2 separate regions of the Homo sapiens genome follow, and region 2 is linked to region 1. The links are chromatin contacts, found by Hi-C in ENCODE. All regions are on one chromosome and are shown on one strand. Each heading gives the region's core, a stretch centred on a gene start or an enhancer-like site at or near the end of the contact. The rest is flanking DNA. Distances are from core to core; before and after follow the strand shown. Region 1 holds the start of HIVEP3 (HIVEP zinc finger 3). Region 2 holds the start of PPCS (phosphopantothenoylcysteine synthetase).

Region 1 (6,177 bases), core at 736-3,235:
AATGGTGAGTCACACTAAGCCTGCTGAAGATACAGCAGGAGGGACTAAGATTAAATTACAGCTGAAGTGATTCATGTTGGTCACTACAAAGATCATTTAACCCTTAAAAAGTTGTGTGGCATCATGATACATTGCAAAGCCAAGTTACAAAGCCTCATTTTCTGGAGCTGTTCTCTTTAAAGGTAAGAGGATGGACTCGAATCACCTTCTGAATTATCGGACAGCCCTGTGACATGATTATACCTTGGTGCCTGAGATGTTAGATGGGAAATAAACAGCAGCATCTAGTAAACTCTCCTGGGGTAAAAAACAAAACAAAAAAAAAAAAACCATCTTGTTTTCACCCAGTCTTACTGATTTTTTTTTAGTGTGAAGACAGAATGTTTTTGTCAAAAACAAGTTCTCCAAATTTATAAACCTGATTGGAGACATCTTTAGTTTCTTCTCAAACATGCTGGGAAAATAGGAATGTCACTGAGACTCCTTCACCATCCCCTCGCAGCCCCTATTCCCCGGGGGGCTGGGTAGATGGAGAAGCAGGGGGCAGGGGCTGGACCAGGGAGAGAGTGACAGGCTCTCTGTGGTAGGTCTGTGCCTTGTCACAGAGCCTCCTGGGCTCAGGTCTGTGGTGGCCGCGGGAGAGCCAGCTCCACGCTGTGTGGCTGGTGACATTTCCGGCTGCCAGGGCCCAGCCAATCAGTGATGGACCCAGCTTGCTTGGGCGATGACACATGAAATATGATAATTTTCTGCCAAAGGGCCCTGGAAGAGGGGAAGGAAGAGAGTGTGTGTGTGTCGCTGGGAGGGGTCCACACAGGAGCGCCTGTGATGAGGTGGGAGGGTGACAGTGCACTTGTTTTCACGGTTTGCCTGGCAGGACTAGGCAAGGGAGGGAATGGGCTGTGATGCTGGAGCGGCTGTAGGAGCGCCCCTGTAGCTCCCGAGGTGAGCCACTGCCGCTGCTCTTAGGCGGGAACCAGCGGAGGAGCAGACAGCGCCATGCTGGAGCTCTGGGGCTGGGGTGAAAAAGAAACTGTCAAAGACATTTGCCTTCTTAACACACGTGAGCAAGGTTAGGACTCTTGTTTCTTCTCAGCGCTACCTCTTTAAAAGCCAGAACAAAACTGCAGTAAACACCATCTGGGTGGCTGAAGTACTCGAAGAATAATTTTTTTCAAAAAAATTTAGGCTGGAGGTTGTCTCTCCCCCTACCCTGTTTTTCTACCTCCATACCTCCATGCTGACCCTTAAAAGAAAAGTGAAAAACAAAACAACAGAACTCAATAACAAAATCTTGAAGAAGGGCCTAAGTCTGAATCGTAAAGACTCTAACTAAGGTTCAGGTGGTAGTTCTGATTCCTGATTCTGGTTGAAAGAAAGTATGTCTTGGAATGCGATGTGGCTCTGGATTATGTTCGACTTTAGAAATAGTGCCAGAACTATTCTTTGATTTGTGGACATGGACCCTGAGACTGCAGAGCAAGGCAGGGCAGGGCAAGGAGTGCCCGTGTTGAGCTCTCAGGTGCAGAGACCCCACTCCCTTCAGGCACTGTTGAGGCTCCCCGGCCCCTGATCTGCAGCCAGAGGCTGGTGAGGTGTGACACGCTTGCTGACAAGAGTGCCCTGTCTCGTCTGACCCGTGAACATGGGTGTTCAGAAGTGAAGGATCATAGTGTTTACATAACGTGCCAATTAGTACTGAGAAGCTCATCAGTGCAATAAATATTTATGACTTGCATTTGCATTTTTTCTCTCCACGTATATATATATAATATGTGTGCATATATATGTGCATATATATGCACATATATTATACATATATGTTGTTTTTTAAAAAGCACCAATAAATGAAATCCTTATCACTGTGTGCAAGCCTACTGTGCCTTTAGGCATGGGACTGGCTTCCTGCGCTGGGAGTGACAGCTATTCCGAAGTGATAATTGGTGTACTGTGTCTTTAAAAGGTTAAACCCCCTTTCAAAAAAGGTCTGGACTCCTAGTGGAAAAGACAAGCGAGGCATGGGTTGGCTCTGGATTCAGAAAACAGCTGCTGATTAGATTCTGTGTCTGCAGGCTGAATTTATTCCGTGTTTTTCAGCAGCACGAATTCAAGAGGGATGCTTCTGTTTGGGTTTCTGATCGTGATTTATATTTATTCAGAGGAATAACAGAGGGTGGATCTGTTCCCGGCGCGAGCATGCTCACAACCAGCCGACTCTCCCATTATCCAGCTGCCTAGTTTGGTGCTTCAATGTACATGGCTATTCCGTGTGCATATGTGTGTATACAAACACGCATGCATGCCTGGATGGACATACGTATGCACAGGTTATTTTTTAAGGACAATTCTTTCAATAAGGTCTTTACCCCTTACTTGAAACAGGTGTTCATGAAAAAAATGCACAAAATCCTGCCTGGCCGGAATAATTCATGAAGAAGGGGCTGGATCCGTGGGTCAGAGAACACAGGACCAGTTTGCCATCCCAAGGCCGAAGGTAGGGGACTCTGGGTTTTTATTCGGCGGATGGATTCCTTGCGCTGTATTTTACCTTGTGATTGTGTTTTTGCCTGAGGCCGCACCGCGAAGCAGAATAGCGAGCTGCGATTCCATTTTGTGTATGCCTTTCTTAGGCAAGGTGTCCGGCTGCCGAGACGCAGGGGCCGGCCGGGTGGGCTGCGCGTGGCGGCCAGTGCCCCCGGTGGGCTGAGCGCGCTGCTCGGCCTGGTGCTGGGGAGCGGCGCGAGCCTCAAGTGACCCCCGCGCGTCAATCACAGGCGGCGGCGGCGGCGGCGGCGGCGGGGCTGTAACCCTATGCGCGCCGTGCGCTCCAGCGCTGCTTGCAGCAGGCTCTGCTGGGCTCTGCACCCGCGCACTGGCGGCCGGCTCCATAGGAGCCTCGGCTGGGGGGCTTAGGCATCGCGTTCCGTGGCACCGGCGTTTTCTTGTGCTGCCTTGGCTGCTGCTCCGGATTGTTTAGGCGGACTGCAGTAGCCTGCTTGGTTGAGAGTGAGATTCGTATGATGCTGGCTGCTGAGACAGAGGGGATAGCTTTCTTTTTCCCCCTTAATCCTAGCCCCCTGAAAATATTCCTAAAGCAAAATCATTTCCCAACCCCCAACCTGACCCAACCAAACCCAAACCAAACTCCTATTCTATAGGGGATTCTTGCCTCCCTGCTAGCAGAGAGAGTGTCCCCTCCAAGTTATGCCCCACATTTTACTATCTTTTAAATGGAAACACTGATGGTGCCGAATGGTCCCTAATGATATTGTCCAGGCTGCTGAGGACTCCTGAGTGTGGCAGTGGTGCAGAGGAACTTGGAGGCTCGGCATTGGTTTCCTTTAACGTAGCTGGTTTGGTTTCTGTTGCAGGTCAGGAATATTTCTGTGGCTAGGCCCTTCCTTGAACTTCGGGGGCAGTGGTTGCAGGAAGAGGGTCTGCAGATCTGGTCGCTGGGTGAGCAGCACCCTGGCCCTCTTTCTGGTATACGCTGACGTTTCTGGTAGCCCTTGGCATTGTAACCACAGCAGCCAGGTGCCCACTGGCTACCTGGAGTGCTTCGGTTTTGTTAACTCTGGTGTGCATTTTGGGTGTTACGGGGGGAGGGAAGAGGAAAGAGGGAGAATGAGGTGTTTGCTGAACTGATCTGCATGGCAGTGTTCTCCAGCCCATGTTTGTGTGATTATGTAATGATCAGACGTGTGCCCAAACAGCTCCCCACCATCTCCTGGCTCTCCCCCAGACTGAAGAAGTTGGGTGCTACAGTTGTTTAAGACGTCTTTATGTAATTATGTGTATGCTGGGGGCAGGGAGAGAGTGGGGGCAAGGAGGAATAATTCTAGCAACTTAAATGTGAAGAATACAGGTCAGTGATCGTGTGTCCCTCTGAGGACAGTGTGGTATTAGCTCTGGGTCAGTGTTGATCTGAAGACCCTCCTGTGTCTCTTTCAGCCAGTAATTGCTTATCTGAACTTTCATTTGGTAATTTCACCCCTCTTGCACCCTGGAGACAGTTGGACCCAGGAGAAGGACCCCTGCAGGGCCTCCAGTTTCCCAATTCCAGGCAGAAAATGAATCCTGAAGCCAAGGTAATAGGCCAGGTCCCAGCTGTTCTTCATGGTCCTGCTGAGCAGCCAGTGTAGGGAGGAGTTCCTGTCCACTAGGGTGTCACTTGTGCTCTGGGGTTGGGCTATACTGTGGGGCTGAAGAATAGACCTCAGATGCCGTCTGAGCTGTTTGACATATGCTCTTTAAAGTTGTGATGGCTTGCAGAGGCTGGAGGCCCTTTACATAGTTGCATTTAAAGATTGTGGGAGTTTTTTGCAAGGAAGGTGGACAGCTGTCCAACTAAGACACCTGCAGGCAGGAGGAGAGGGTGGTGTGACACTTAGCTCTCTGCTTCCTCTCCACTCCATCTAGTTAAGGCACCCACAGGATACAGAATTGTTAACAGGGGCCCTCCTGTCACACCCCTGAGCGCCTCAGCCTGGGGCTGTTGGGCAGATTTGTTAATTTGATGGCAAAGTCTGGCCCCTTAAGGCTAAGATTGTTTTTTTGCCCTCAACACCCCAGTGGGTTTGCTTTGAGGGCCAACTACTACTGTGAACTCTGTGGCAGTGGATCAAGATGTGCTCAACTGGCACTATTGTTGAGCTGTCTCCGCCCATTGTGTTTAGTGGCAGCCACCCTCCTTGGAGTGGAGAAGTGTGTGCTGCCTTTGGGTCCTTGCCAAGTGAGCTGTTGAGACATTTAGTGTGTGAAAGGTACAGGCAAGAAGAAGATGCATTTAGTCTGAAGTCCTGGCAGGTTCTAGGACATGATTTGATGAAAGATAACATTAAGAAAGCTGTGTGACAACTGGATAGCATTTAACTTGTCTCTCACTCCCTACTCTGTGAATTCCCTAATGTCTTTAAGGCTCTTTTTTGCCCTCCATCCTGCCCATCAAGGAGTCCCTGACATGCTGTTCTCCATCCTGTTTCCTGTGGAGTCAAAGTGTATTTACAAATCTGCAGATGCACTAGGCGGGCAGGGCTGGAAAACACTGGCTGTATCAACAGGCAGCACTAGCATTCTGGGTCAGACTTGGCCAAAGCCCGTGACCAATTTTCTTCCTTATCTGTAAAGTAGGTGTAACCATCATAACCTTACCAAGACCACTGAACTATCTTGAGAAGAAAAATGAGATACGTTTAGTAACATGCTATGTAGTTGATAGGTATTAGGATAATACCACAACAATCTGGAACTCACATTTACATAATTTCACTTATCCAGTTGGGACCTAGATGGCAAATCAAGAGAAAGGTCATAAGTCCATGAGCTACAGTTTATGAATTTTGATCATTGGAGGAAATTTTATACCCTCTTTCAGGCCTCTGCATTTACTTCAAGTTTTAAGAGGCTTGGTTATTAGTTTGTCAAATGCACCTAGCAAATTGGAAGCAACTGATACTGTACTGTGCAAGGATTATTAAAGCTCTTTTATCAAGTATCAGTAAGAAGTAAGAGTAAAAAACAGAAAAACTAAAAAAAAATTTAAAAGGCACAAGAATTCAAGGCATGGAATTCTAAAGCTGATATGAGCATTTAATGTAAGCAATTCAGTGAAATTTTATGTATTTTGATGGATCTTTGGTACTCTGTTTTATAACATAGTAACTGATGCTCACAATGACCCACATGTATCCATAGAAGTTAAAATTATATTTTGTTCATCCAATTTAAAAAGACAGAGTTCTGAAGTATCCCCAAAAGATTTTTTTTTTTTGCATGATTCTTAGAGAAAAAACTGCAACTATCCATGATAATGGCACCTGTGAGGTTTCTGGATAGCCGGTGGCTTACTGGTCAAAATTATATTACAACTATAAAGCCCTGCTGTTGAAATTGAGAACTTTATGATCTTTTGTCAAAATTTATCAGGGAACTACTATGCTACTGTTATTATTAGTGGTTATGTTCTAACATTTAATACTAAAGAAAATATTCATGAACCTCAACCTGTCTTGTTATGATCAGGAAACACACTTAGAGTTGTTCCAACTTGATGACTTTAATTCTGGAGTTGGAAGAGACCTGGTGATGGAAAAGATGGAGCAGGAGAGGTAGACCCTACTGCTATCTGTTTCTTACATCTGTGTAGCAAATGTAGACTTACCACTACCCGGATGTTGT
Region 2 (6,429 bases), core at 705-3,204, 540 kb before region 1:
TTTCATCTCTAAGTCCTACAGCAGTGTAGGACCTCAATAAACTATTCTACAAAGTCGGCAAATGCCCCACAGATAAGAGTTTCTCCTAATAAAATCCTACCTGTATCACCCAATAAATGACTAAGAACTCCTGAAGGTTCCAAAAATCTAAAATCACAACCACACCTACCTTATCCATATTTCTTCCTTAACCTACAATAGCCCCCAACTAATCTACCCACTCCACTTTCTCCTTCTCTACTTCGTCTTTCATACTGATGCCAGAATGTTGTTCTCAAACAAAAACTTTATCTCATTCTCCTACTTATGTGTCCCTTAGCTCCACAAGAAAAAGTCCAAGCTCCTTAAAAAAGGAAAATAAAGTCTTCTACAAAGCAAGCCATCTCTTCAGTCAGCTCTCCAGCCTTACCAAAGCACTTCGGTTCACAGCCCACTGCCCACTTTCAAATTCCTACTGCCATACTCCACCTGGAATGACCTTTCCCACTTCGTACACCCTCTGCTCATTTTGTTTTGATTTTTGGTGTTTTTTTTTTTTTTTGCGACGGAGTATCGCTCTCGTCGCCCGGGCTGGAGTGCAATGGCGAGATCTCAGCTCACTGCAACCTCCGCCTCCTGGTTTCAAGCGATTCTTCTGCCTCAGCCTCCCGAGTAGCTGGGATTACAGGCGCCTGCCACCACGCCCGGCTAATTTTTGTATTTTTTTAGTAGAGACGGGGTTTCACCATGTTGGCCAGGCTGGTCTCGAACTCCTGACCTCAGGCGATCTGCCCTCCTTGGCCTCCCAAAGTGCTGGGATTACAGGCGTGAGCCACCGCGCTCGGTTCTGCTCATCTTTTAAAACCCAGTTCAATTCATCTCCTCCAAGAAGCTTCATCGACTCCCCCAGGATTCACTCGCCCCATGATCTGACTGCACTTTGTACATACCTCCACTAGAGCATTTATCACTCTGTATTGTAATTATGTCTGTGTCCAGCTCCCTCACTAGATTGTGAGGTCCATGAGGGAGGGCGGTGTCTTATTCATCTCTGTATCCCCTGTGCCTAGCGAATACAGATGCAGAAAGGCCATCTCCAGATCAAGAGGAAATTAACCCAAGATTGGTTATATGGGATTAGATCTCTGGAAGAGAAGCGCCCATCACCTGCAGTGGGCCCCCAGATGACTGGATCTTGTGTTCAGGCATTTCAGAGACAGGAACATAGAAATCTGACACAGCCGCAGCCAGGTAAAACATCGCAGAAGGGCCTGCAAAGAGAAACACAAGGTGTTAACAAATCGGCGAGGTACGATATAGGATCAGCTCCTTCTCAACTCGGGTTCCCCAGCTGAGATCCGTGGGTAAGCAGGAGGTAAGGGGATAAGTGGCTGGAAAGAAAGGCTGTGCTTCCAGGCAAAAGGGGTACTCCTAGGGCACGCACCTAGCGGATTGAGTGCCTGGGCCGCAGCCTGCAACAGATGCAAATAGTCCGCCAAAGTGGTGAACTCTACTGCCAGGAAGGTGCCTGCAGCCGCAGCCTCCTGGTAGCTCCTCAGAGCCTCAGCAAAACCCGGAAGTGCATTCTCCTCGGCCTCCAGGCTCAGCAAGCCCGAAAGGGCTGGGCCCGAAGGCCGCAGAGCGGACAGCCAAGTCTGGGGTGGGAAGCGGTGGGCATAGGGGAAGGCAGAGCGAGCGCGATACAAGAACAGGACCCCGTAGCCGGCGGCTAGGAAGGCCTCGGCCGAGGTTGCACCGCGCCGCCCGCTGCTGAAGTTGTCCAGGAAGCGCACCGGCCGCGCTTCCAGTGGGACCTTGGTGCCGCCTGACGTAACCAACACCACCCGCCGGCCCTGCGCGCCCAGCCTGGCCGCGAAGCGAGCCATAACCTCAGCCCAGCGCGCAGCACCGGGAGGCTGGGGGAACTCGGCTACCGGATCCATTTCCGCCATCTGCAGCGCAGCGGCCGGCGCCTGCGCACGTTTCGCGGCCGCCGCGCCACGCCCCTTCTCGCCTACCTGGTGTACGCGCCGCGCCGTACTGAGTGGGCGGTTCACTACCCTTCTTTTGACACTAGGTCCCGATCTCGCCAAGTCTGGAAATGCGTAGTTGTTCTGCCCCAGAGCCCAGCGAAAGTGACACTGCAACGAGGGGGATCCCCGGCTGGGTGGGCATCTGGTAGGGTCACGTTCCCTCACGTTCGTTTCCTAGCCTGGGTGAAGAACTGGCCATGTTTGACCCTTACCGGCCACTGTACGGGCCTTTCTGGACTTGGACTCCTTGGGAGTCGTTTCTCGGCCATTTGACCCGTGGGACTTGTGGGTTTTGTGCTGCTTTTTCTTTCTTTCTTCCCCTTTTCCAACTTCAGCAATACACCCAGATGTTAGTCGAGTCACGTCCCGCCGCCCTCTGCCCTTGAAATGCTGGCAAGTACGCAGCCCCGCGATCGTCACGTGACGCCGGGGTTCAGCGTATCCTTGCTGGGCAACCGTCTTAGAGACCAGCACTGCTGGCTGCACCATGAATGTGATCTACCCACTGGCAGTCCCCAAGGGGCGCAGACTCTGCTGTGAGGTGTGCGAAGCCCCAGCCGAGCGGGTGTGCGCGGCCTGCACAGTCACTTATTACTGGTAGGCCCTGAAACGTGGCACCTGGGCGCTATAACTCCCTCCCTCTCTCCCTTTCCCGGGTCTGGCTTGGGTACCTTGCGTTAGCCGTTGCCCCTGACTCTGCAAGGGACACCTCAAAACGGCTTTAAGACAGGCCCCTAAGACTCCCGTGGCCTCGTCTGTCTCATCTCCCACTTATTCGTCACTCATGTTTTCTGAAGGCGTACTCTGTGTTATGCACTATTTTAGGTGCTAAAGTTACTGGGGCAGCTCGGTAGATCAGTTCCTTCAAAGATCTAACATTCCAATGTGGGAGACAAATCAGTAAAGAAACAGGCCGGGCGCGGTGGCTCACGCCTGTAATCCCAGCACTTCGGGAGGCCGAGGCGGGCGGATCGCCTGAGGTCAGGAGTTCGAGACCAGCCTGGCCAACATGGTGAAACCCTGTCTCTACTAAAAAATACAAAAATTAGGCGGGAGTGGTGCTGGGCGCCTGTAATCCCAGCTACTCGGGAGGCTGAAGCAGAAGAATCGCTTGAACCCGGGAGGCGGAGCTCGCAGTGAGCGGAGATCGCGCCACTGCACTCCAGCTTGGGCAACGAGAGTGAGACGATAGTGAATGGGGCAGTATGTGGAAAGCTTTCCCTGTGGAAGAAACATTTGAGCTGCATTTTGAGAGGGCAGTCAGAACCTGCTGTGTACAGGAGTAGTGAAGAAGGGTAGGGCATTCCCGGCATCCGGGACTGCTAGGGCAAATGGCAAAAGAACAGAGTTTGCTAAGGGCCGAGTGGAGAACGTAGTAGTGGAGGGAGCAGTCAGTGATTTTCAAACTGCAGGCCAGGGCCCTTTAGCAGTTTATGAATAAGTCACAATCACCATTTAGAGAAAACAACAACAACAAAAAAGAGCACAGAATGAGTAGAAAGTATCAGGTTAATCCTACCTGAATTGTTTCTTAAAACTTTTGTCTTAGTGTTTTATGTGGACATGTGTGTGTGTACAGGAAAAATGTATTTCTTACTATAGGTTGAGTCAAAATTAGCCGGATGTGGTGGCGTGCACCTGTAATCCTAGCTACTCGGGAGGCTGAAGCAGGAGAATCGTTTGAACCCGGGAGGCGGAGGTTGCAGTGAGCCGAGATCGCTCCATTGCACTCCAGCTTGGGCAACAAGAGTGAAACTGTGTCTCAAAAAAAAAAAAAAAAGTTGGAACATCATTGTGATAGGTAGTAGAAGTTTAAACCAAGAAGATAAAGGTTAGGGCTAGACAGTGACATGAGATCAAGGGTTTGGAATTTATCTCCTGGGAAACCATGAATGGTTTTGAGCTGACATGCTCTCATTTGTGTTAAGGAAAGAGGATGGGCTGCAGTGTGGCAGATACAGAGGAAGGTAGACACTGACGGCTGCATAACAGATCAAGAAGCTGTTGCAGTACCTTCTCATACTGGCCTAGGTGTCCTTCCTCAGTGCTCTCAAAGCACTGAGTATGTCCCCTATCCTAACACTTAGGACATGGACTGAAATCATTTATTTATTTCTTTCATTAGGCTGTATGCCCCACAAGGGCAGGGATGGTATCTGTGTTTTCATTGCTATCTCCTCTTTGGTGGCTTCCTTGCCTTTAGAATATAATTAAGAATTTGTAACAGAAAATACAAGGCCCTGGTTATTTCTCTACCTTCACTTCCCACCACACTCACCCCATTTTTTCTTTGCTGTAGTTATAGAGAACTGAAGTTCTAATTTGCTAAGCCCTTTCTTCCCTCAGTTTCTTTTCCCAGTCTGTTCTCTCTGCTAGGAACCTCCCCTTCAACTACAAGCCTTCCTGGCTCCCTTTCATCCTTCAGTTCTCAGTTTAAATGTCATTTCTTCAAAGAGGTCTAAACCCAGTCTCAACTCCCCGTCATACTTTTCTCTCTCACAGTACCATTTTTCTTTGCTTTTTCTGTACTTTTATATTATTGTGTTTGCTTGTCTGATGTCTATGTCTTTTACTAGACCCAGTGGCCACACATACCAGACACTCAATGAACATCTGTTGAATAAAACTAAATGGATAATAAACCCATTAACTTGGGCAAGGAACACGGGGAAAAGATGACGGGCATCAGATTTGGTTGTAGGCATAGAGTTTAAGAGGCCTTTGGGTCACCCCCAGAGAGATGGCCAGTAAACCGCCGTGGGTAAAACCTGCCACTCAGGCTTGGGAAAGATTCAATCCTTTTGCTTGGTGTGAGCACTGACTTTTTCCTTAAAACACCCCTGTCCTCTGTATCCCTCCAGCCGGAAGTAATTCCTTCTTCCTCTGAACTAACTTTACAGTACTCTGTATCTCTCAGATGACTCATATTTCTCTTCATTTTAATTGTTGGTGAGTGTGTTATTTCAATTCTGTTATGCTCCATTAATGCTAGATACTATGTCAAATGTGTACAGAGGGACTGTCAAGTATGCTAACTTTTGATCTATGTCCGACCTGTCATTGTATGCCCCATAGTCTCTAGCAAAGTGTCTTGAAATAGTTGGCACTTGTGCTTTTATCCCTTGGGCCAAAAAATAAAAATGTGAAAAAAAAGACATAGTTGGCACTAATATCTGATAAATGCATGTATAAATTATCATCTTCTATGCCCTTATCTTCGATTTTTTTTCTTTTACTTGCTTTTAATTCTCTTTAAGACCTTCTCCTTTTGTTTTTTTGCTTCCTTTTCTCCAGATTTCTATGTCTTTGGGTCTTGCAGATTTCAAGATTTTTTGATAAAACAAAACTGAGGTTGTTGTTCTATAGGTTTTGATGGTCGAATGTAAAGCATCTAGTACCCTTCCTGGAACCATGTTGGCACACAGTAAATGTTCCTTTTCATCATCCCAAGTTTAAGGAACAAGAAAGTCAGTCTGAATTTGTGAAAGTTTTTTTCTGCAAAAGAATTTTTTTCCTGATTATAATTGCAATTCATGCTCACTGCAGAAAACCTGAAAATATAAAAAATCAAGAAGAAAAATAAGCCATAGTCCCACAACCCAGGGATTAATAACCTGAAATTTTGGTGAATTTCCTTCTTTTCTCTGAATACATTTATTTTATATATTGTGTGTAATCTTGTGCATATTGCTCTATAGTGGATTATGACCATTCTCAGAGAATAGCACATTTTTATTTACTTTAGAGACACAGTAGAACTTTTATTTTTTTATTATTTTTTTGAGACGGAGTCTTGCTCTGTCACCCAGGCTGGAGCGCAGTGGCACCATCTTGGCTCACTGCAACCTCTGTCTCCCGGGTTCAAGCAATTCTCTTGCCTCAGCCTCCCAAGTAGCTGGGATTACAGGGATGCGCCACCACGCCTGGCTAATTTTTTTGTATTTTTAGTAGAGACGGTGTTTCACCATATTGGTCAGGCTGGTCTCGAATTCCTGACCTTGTGATCCGCCCTCCTCGGCCTCCCAAAGTGCTGGGATTACAGGACAGTAGAACATTTTTAAGAAAAGGTAATTTTATGGAAGTACATACTAAAACATTGGTGACAAGTAAAAGAGACTTCAGTACCATAGGTTTGCATGAATTTAAATGTCTTTAGTCAGGGCGTACATTCTGTAATTCACTACAAATACTATTGCTTCCTGTTCTTGAATACCACTTCACCATTCGTTTTCTTCTCCTGGCCAGTGACGGCATTTAAATTTGCGCTTCATATGTCAAACAAAAGGAAAAATTATTGCAAAAAATATTGCAGATCACTAAGAAAACAAACAGTGAAGTGGTATTCAATAATAGGAAGCTATAGGATCAGTGGTGAATTGTAGAATGAATGCCCTACCTAAAGATATTCAAATTCAGC

The links. A loop is a pair of places that touch in the nucleus more often than their neighbours do. Pooled maps may share reads with other maps.
Region 2: a loop to region 1 is called in a pooled map, with 5 times the contacts of the local background. The contact joins the promoter of PPCS here to the promoter of HIVEP3 in region 1. A Hi-C loop is called at or near these places in 1 of 168 maps with a recorded cell type or tissue (CD8-positive, alpha-beta T cell), 1 of 37 single-sample maps with no recorded cell type and 8 of 50 pooled maps.

The regions. Positions count from the first base shown.
Region 1 is chr1:41,914,730-41,920,906 of GRCh38, reverse strand. It overlaps HIVEP3 (HIVEP zinc finger 3), which reads left to right and starts at 1,985. Exons shown (of 9, transcript NM_024503.5): 1 at 1,985-2,494. RefSeq lists silencers at 2,654-2,703, 2,755-3,049.
Region 2 is chr1:42,452,068-42,458,496 of GRCh38, reverse strand. It overlaps PPCS (phosphopantothenoylcysteine synthetase), which reads right to left and starts at 1,954. Exons shown (of 3, transcript NM_024664.4): 1 at 1,424-1,954; 2 at 1,147-1,250. The coding sequence starts at 1,931. It overlaps ZMYND12 (zinc finger MYND-type containing 12), which reads left to right and starts at 2,475. Exons shown (of 8, transcript NM_032257.5): 1 at 2,475-2,609. The coding sequence starts at 2,500. It also overlaps a transcript of CCDC30 not described here. RefSeq lists enhancers at 1,604-1,723, 1,814-1,883, 2,124-2,353.